Linked DNA regions of Mus musculus: all the other regions are linked to region 2. The links are chromatin loops, found by intact Hi-C in ENCODE. Cell type or tissue: heart. All regions are shown on one strand. Region 1 overlaps Slx4ip (SLX4 interacting protein). Region 2 overlaps Jag1 (jagged 1). Region 3 overlaps Slx4ip (SLX4 interacting protein).

What was found. A loop is a pair of places that touch in the nucleus more often than their neighbours do. Peaks named below come from ENCODE experiments on the same cell type or tissue, not always from the same donor. Only the 100,000 strongest peaks of a DNase experiment are listed, where the experiment ranks them.
Region 1: a loop joins it to region 2, with 2.2 times the contacts of the local background. A loop is called at or near these places in 4 of 42 quality-filtered maps.
Region 3: a loop joins it to region 2, with 2.0 times the contacts of the local background. A loop is called at or near these places in 3 of 42 quality-filtered maps.

Annotation. Positions count from the first base shown.
Region 1 is chr2:137,001,430-137,003,929 of GRCm38, forward strand. The region is part of intron 3 of Slx4ip (SLX4 interacting protein); the gene reads left to right. Among named protein-coding and RNA genes, the nearest start is that of Slx4ip, 110 kb to the left of the region's middle. In heart, no CTCF peak of the experiment used is centred here; no DNase peak of the experiment used is centred here; H3K27ac peaks cover 539 bases.
Region 2 is chr2:137,090,847-137,093,346 of GRCm38, forward strand. Jag1 (jagged 1) reads right to left here. Exons shown (of 26, transcript NM_013822.5): 9 at 2,361-2,474; 10 at 1,651-1,764; 11 at 1,104-1,150; 12 at 590-763; 13 at 9-159. Among named protein-coding and RNA genes, the nearest start is that of Jag1, 24 kb to the right of the region's middle. In heart, a CTCF peak has its summit at 1,119; no DNase peak of the experiment used is centred here.
Region 3 is chr2:137,012,687-137,015,186 of GRCm38, forward strand. The region is part of intron 4 of Slx4ip (SLX4 interacting protein); the gene reads left to right. Among named protein-coding and RNA genes, the nearest start is that of Jag1, 100 kb to the right of the region's middle. In heart, no CTCF peak of the experiment used is centred here; a DNase peak (open chromatin) is centred at 1,335.

The DNA of each region.
Region 1 (2,500 bases), 89 kb before region 2:
CACACACACACACACACACACCACACACACACACACACATCAAAGTCAAAACCTTAAAAAGTTAAGTTACTGAGGAGTCAACAGTTATTCTAGGGTTTCTAACTATCTTTCTACCTCTTGACTTTAAGAATTCATTCTATGATATTTGACCTTCCTGGGAGCTTCAGTTTCCTCTTAAAATGAGAGTTTGACCAGATAAGGCTTTAGTCTCCTATGATTTCAATACTTCTGTGAGCTCCTATAGTGTAGAAACATTATTTCTTTCCTTCTATAGAGATCAGGGACAGATAGTGAGGCATACCCTGTTCAAAAGTTTCAAAACAGACTAGCTATATTGCTCTGTGAGTATAAAGGTGCATACTGCCCAACAGTATGTGTATCCCCAGGATACACAAGGTAGAACGAAAGAACTAACTCCTGCAAGATGTTAGTTCTGACCTGCACGTATACACTACAGCTTGTATGTGCCCACACAACTACACTAATATACACCAGAAATAAATGAGTAGATATAATTTTAAAACTTTCAAAATATGCTGGTCCTTTTTTCCTTCATAGTATTTATCTGCTGCCATGACTCTTCGAGAAGTGAATAATAGTCAGTTGTACTAATATTGAATGATAACAAGACTAATAACGGTTGGATGGAGAATGGTATTTGTGAGTTCAGTTCACTAAGACTAATCTATCCACCCACAAATTAGTTTTAAAAATACATTTTCCATCAAATAGAAATACCAGTAGTACTTTGTGGTCATTATTTTGCAAGGATACTCAGTGACCCAATGCTGAGAAGAGGAAACAAGAACTGGTATGGTTGTTTTATCACTAAGGAAGTTGATTATGGGCTGTCCTCTTGAAAACTCTCTATTTAGCAGGTCAGAATCTTTCTCCACCATTTACCTTCTTCAATCTCAGATTTTAGATCACTTACACATGTCTATATGATTCAAATTAGTGAGTTCACTATAACAAAGTGCCTAATATTTCACATAAGGGACCTCACCCCAGTAGCTTCTGATAGCTTCTAAAATCTCTAATTCCAGACTCCAACTTTCCCATGCTCTTTCACAGTTTGACTACTTCAGCTGTAGACCTTTAGTGTTGGTATTTAGGCAGTTTTGATCAAGAAGTAGTTGATATGGAATGCTCTGGATAGATGCCCTGCAAAGCATGAGGTGAGATTTCTTGTCAAGGGGCCACAAGGTGCTGTGCTCTTCCAACTAGTGCCTACTCTAGAACAGTTAGGCATGACTTAGCAGAGGTGCATGGTGGGACCTGCAGAGAGGTGCTTTGGTGGTTACTGCAAGAGGTCTGCTTATTCTAATAAGTTGAGCATTCCTCTCAAAGTAAAGTCAATATTTCGCTATCTCTGTTTTAGGCTGTTTCTTCAAAATACATCGTCATTGACATTAGAGCTAGTCTGAAATACTTTATGTGCATGCTTTAAAAGGAGAGTTAAAGAAAGGTTACTGCTTTACATTGTTCAGTCAGTGCTTTGTTGGTTTTAGCCTTTAGATCACCTTATGATTGAAGTTTCATAAACAACCTTTTTGATTGCATTCTTTGTATGAAAAGAGGACTGGGTTAATATATTAAACATACGTTTTATTTGAGTCCAGTTCAAGAAGTCTTTGCACTCAAGAGGCAAACCGAAATGGTCCCATCTGTAAACTTGCAGAAGTTATTAGCACAAGCCCCATTAGCCCTGAGAGGCAGTGTCTATCTCCCAGTCATGGAGTTTTCCTGCGTCCTCTCGCCGACCTCTCAGATTTCTCTGGCTGTTTTCTCCTGTACAACTCTATTTGCTTCACCATGTCTGGCACCATCAGTTCTTAGGGACTTTTCCCACTCTGCCCATTGCTGTCTTTAATTCCTAAAACCAGCTTCCCAGAAGGAACGCCTGTACTATAGTGAGACGCTTCATGTGTATGGCCTCTATTTTTGTCTTACTATTTTTAGTCCTAGCCTTATAGGGTATTTATGGCCAAATTTTAGCAATCCCTGTTGCCTTGTGTGTCTTCCACATATTTTCTAGCTCAGTCATAGTTGAACCCTCCATGTGAAGCAGAAATTATTTAATTGCTAGAGCGACAGTATGAGGCAAGGCTGCCTTTGTGTTCTGTCAACAGTGCCAAGGCATTCAGCTGCAAATGGATATCTTTATATCCCACAAAGAAATGCATCTTTTAGTTACAATAAAAATCAAGAGAGAGAAGACTGGTATTTGTATTTTATGTAGAAATTTCTGTGTATGTGTCAAACCAAGGGTTTTTTATATACTATTTAAGGGGTGTTTGCAGGAAAGGAACTCACTATGGCTGCTCTAAAGAGCAGCCAAAAACCTGGTTTATGTTGTAATTATGAAGCATTTAAAAGACCAACCTGTGATGTCTGAGAAACAAGTGAAACAGGTTTGAGGTGACCTGAAGAACTCTGAGAGTGCTTCAGAGTTGTTGGGAATTGATCTAGGATTTATTACTCATTTGGTGTCAGTTTT
Region 2 (2,500 bases):
GGAGATACCTTCGCAGGTGGTGGTACGGCAGTGGTCTTTCAGGTGTGAGCAGTTCTTGCCCTCATAGTCCTCGGGGCACTTGCAGAAATAGTCACTGGCACGATTGTAGCACTGGGCGCCATTCTGGCAAGGGTTGGGCTCGCAGTAATCGATGTCCAGCTGCCATATGGCAAGAGTGGGAAGGAGCAGATCAAAGGAAAACAAAGGCGTCATCATCACTTCTCTGGGCAGTAAACAATTGATTGCTCCAACCCCTTCCACAAGGAGACCCCCTATACAGAATACACCCATGTAACCCTTAAGGTCGTCAGGTCCCAGGAAAGCATTAAAGCCCAGGGCACGGTGACAGCATAGAAAACAGGGCTATGGGATGACACTCAGCCAAGCAAACAGGCCACAGTAATCAATAAGAAATCATTCAACTCTGCCTTCTACAGCATTTGTCTAGCAGACATCCTCCAGTCAGTGGGGTGCTAGTTGGTGTCAGGGGTCTAAACAACTAGAGTGGGGCAAGGAGGGGAAAGAATGGTGATGGAGAATAGGGTTCAACACTAAAGCTTGGTGACCTGAAGTTTTTGCCTCCGCTCACCTGACAGAGGTTTCCAGAGAAACCAGTGGGACAGAGACACTGGAATCTGTTGATTTCATTCTGACAGTGACCCCCATTCAAGCAGGGGTTGCTAGCACACTCATCGATGTCTCTCTCACAGTGATCGCCTGCATAGCCAGGTGGACAGATACAGCGATAACCATTAACCAAATCCTGGGAGAAGAGAAGGGGGAGAAACACATACATATTTATCTATGTATCCACGAACCCAGGACGTCGTCAGGGATTTGACAAGACTGCTGTGGTTCAGGCCATTCACTGAAATGGCCTCGTGCTAAGCCTGGGCCCAGACTAGCGGTTCCGAATGCCTGCCTTTAAGAGGCTCCTGACAAGCTAGGGTTGGTGAGGGACTCAGCTTCTCACCAGCATTTTAAATCCCATAGGAGCAAGACTCTCCCGTGTCACATAAATCTTAAAAGATTGTTGTCATGTGTCAAGCAAGGTTTCTGTTCAAGCAATGACAAGGTTTCTGTTCAAGCAATGACTTACGTACCCGACAGGAGGCGTCATTCTGACACTGGCCAAGGCAGTCATTGATATCTGAAAAAAATAAACAAGCCGTCACATTAAGGAGGCACGTGACATTGAATTCGGGTTCACCTGAAAAGTACAAGACTGATAAAAGTTTCAATCAGATTTCCCTGTGCTTCCGGTGAGATAAGGCTATGCCACAGGGTGGGGACCCTCCCTAATCCTCCCAGACGAGGGAGTGAAACTTCACCTCATTGTTCTCATCACCTTATCAGAATATGCCCAATTTTAGCAACTAACAAGCCTGATAAATTGTATGTTTTCCTTACTGCTTTAGCCTGGCCCCTCCCTCTCCAAAAACATTCCCTTCCCCTCCCCCTAATAAGGTTTTTCCTTCTATTCAGCTGGAAGGTGCTTAAACAGCTTATATCAAGAAGCTGTGGGTTCCGTCCTTAACATCACAAAGTAAGGGGAAAAGAGTCCCAGAACCCGAGCAGGGGTTGGAGGGGGATGAATGGAAAAAAGACTTGTCACCCAAGTTTCATGAAAATCAAAACAAAGTCACTCACTTATGTCACAGTTCTGACCCATCCAGCCAGGAAGGCAATCACAGTAGTAGCTGGCAATCAGATTCTTACAGGATCTGGCATTTACACAAGGTTTGGCCTCGCACTCATTTGCATCTGAAAAGCAGCAAGGATGAACAGTGACAAATGGGGGACTGCCCCCACCCCACTGCTGTCCCCTTGAAATGAAAACACCATAGTGCTGGTCTGAAATATGAGACATTTTAACAAGCTAGCTAAATAAGAAATAGGAGGTGTCTTCTATTTGGAGCGTTGGAACCCTCTCCCAGCCTTTATCCATCAAGGGTTGCTAATTGATAACTTTCTTTTGGGCTGCTGGCTGACAAACAGCAAGCCACCAGGCACTTGTGTGCAAAACCCAGCACAATCCAGTTGCTGGGCTTTAAATGTGGCAAAAAGAATGCAGACAGCTCGTTCCTCACGAGGTCATCCCTGTTTAGAACCCAGCTGAACACTCCTGGGACAATTGACATGGTTCAAGGAATCCCAGGGCTTTCCCACAGGACCTAAAAACCCTAGGCCATTTGCATGCAAGGTATTTCTCCCAGGCTCGTTAGACCCTGATAATAAATTACTTCGTATGATGGGATACAGATACGCACACACTGCTGGCCACATGCTCGTCCCTCCTCACAGCTCTGAGGAGCACAGCCAACCTTGGCAAAGAATTACAGTCACGAGAGTTTCCTTACCTAACTGACAAGTCTTGCCAGTCCACTGGGGCGGGCACACACACTTGAATCCATTCACCAGATCCTGGCAGGTGCCCCCATGGGAACAGTTATTTGGAGAACAGTCATCGATGTCTGTCCAATGCAATGAGAACAAGAAA
Region 3 (2,500 bases), 78 kb before region 2:
ACCCCAGTGACCTAGACCAACACACCTGAAGAGTTCCCCTGACTAATCACCAGTTTGTCATTGTACTGTAACTAAGCTATAGTCCCCAGATTACAATGCATTCTCACCTCTCAGCTTTTATCCATGCTGCTTCCACTTCTGTGGGAAAACTCTCACTATTTTAGGACTGGGCCCTGGTACAGTCAGATACTGGGGAGGAACACAAGTGTTGGAAAAAGCAGAGGAATTGTTGCTATTCATTGGTCACCTGCTTCTTGACTTTCCTTTGGTCTGCTTCCATCACAGCAGAGGTGGAGGTGGTCTGTGAGTTACAAGTCATGAAGTAGCCTTTCATTTTCCAAAACCACACCCTGCCCTGTATAAGATTCCAGGGTAGGAAAATCACCTAGCACAGAGGGAGAGAAAATGCTTTCCTCTTACCCATCCCCTCTGGCAGTCCTTTAGCATCTGCCTTTTAGTGCCTATTACTGAGTGTTAGCCGGTCAGACACCAGCACGGTTGTGTCTGAAATGGGCATTTCTAGCCACTTTTTCTTCCCATTGGTGGGGATTAAAACTAGGCTTTCTACAACTACACAAGTGCCCCACTGCTAAGCTATAACTACAGCCTGCAGACATCATCCCTGACTCTTTCCCCGAAGCTGAGAACAGGCTTGGAGTTGTGTAACTTGTCCAAAGGTCATGTAGCTGTGAAATGCCAGTAGCTATGTGATGGACAGCTGTCTAATGACAGGCTGTCTTGTGTTTCCTTTAAGGAGAGTCATGTCTGCTTGTCCTTTCTCTTAATAAAAATTCCCTCTTGTTATTAAGGCATAGTTCTTTTTAAATTACCCAGGTACAGGATCAGTGTTCTGCTTGAATTAATATATGCATCTTTGTTTTAAACTTTATATCTCCCATCTCTCATCTTGAGACAGAAAATAGACACCCAAATAGCCCATCTTCTAATCCAAAGTATCTGTTGCAATAAATTGGCTATATAGATAACAGTCCATTTATGTGTGTGGAGCAGTAGGATTTTTTTTTATTGCTTATTACTCTATTCTATATAACCTTTTCTTTTAGTTAACATCTAAGAAACCCAGCCCTTTAGAAAATGTCATAAGATAAATTAAATTTCCCTGAGTTCTGTGGTTTCTGTCTGAAGGGTTTTTTTCCCCTATGACTATGCTTTTCAGTTGAATATTTCTCTGAAGTCTTAGCTGAGGTCTCCAGCCAAAGTGCACATGCGTCTGTCTGCTCATCCTTTTGTGGCATCCAGGTGTGGTGTGTGAATGGCCAAGGCAGGAGTACAAGGCTTCCTCCCCACCTCCTCCTTTCCAGCCTTTGGGGATGGGGCACATCGCCATCGTGTTAGAAAATCCATGGGTGTTCACACAAGAAAAGAAAAAGGCAAGCATGGCCAAAACAAGCAAGTTCTTCCTATTCTTCCCTCTGTCTGAGAAATGTTCCCTCCCTTCCCTTAGTGCCTGATGCAACACGAGATCCTGCCAAAGAAAGCTTTCTCCTTGCTCTTCAGACACAGGCTTGTTGTGAGCTCTGCTCCCTGATGTCCCTGTGAGTGAAAAATGTGTACATGTAGAATTTTGTTTTGTATTTATTTTCCTAGACTATTGGAAACAGAGCCATTTCCTAATTAAAATAAATTTTGGAAGTGAAGCATGTTTCCCCTGAGCCCAGTCCTTCCTCAGCCCAAACCCGGCATCTTCAGGACAGACTGCAAATCAGCTGCAGCACACCACCTATATGATCCCCTGCAGCTGCTGCATCTCTTAATTTTCACTATTTTTCTAAAAAAAAAAAAAAAGACTATATGTCCAGTGACTGCTAAATCTCAACAAACATAGGGCCTTGATAGATACGCTATTTCTCATCATTCCTTATGTGAGTCAGCTTCTACGGCAGAGCTCTGAGTGCACACCCACAGGAGGAATGGTACTATACTCTAGTCACAGACAGAGGGTGTATAGGCAGTTTCTGACTCTCAAGGTACAGAAGGGAAGAACTGAAAAAAGGAAGAAATAGTCAGTTGTGTGGTTTTCTGAATAGTAAGCCAGCACAGCATATGCTCAGTTACCTGTTCTGTTAAATATTCATAGTTTTTACACATTGTTTTTGTTCACAGCCACTTAAGAATTGAAATGGATTTCCCTAGTCTGTCATAGAACTTAGTTGGAAGCATATGTTTTCTTTTTACACATGTGTTTAAATAGCTTTGGTTATTATTTATATTTCTCCCCATAATGTACTCAGTCAAAACATTTTCTAAGCTTTCATCCACATGCAAAAAAAAAAAAAAAACCTTAAAAAGGACAATAATGCAAACAAGTGCCTGCAAGCCCTCTCGTGAATATACTGTGGCATCAGCAGAGATTATTTTTCCAAGAATGGGCAATTTGTAAAACTTAAACTTTTAGACATTTTGTAAAAGTGCTAAAGCAGCAATGACAACTCAAGATGCTTTGCTTTCTCAAATGTGGGGGAGATGGTGCTCACCACTT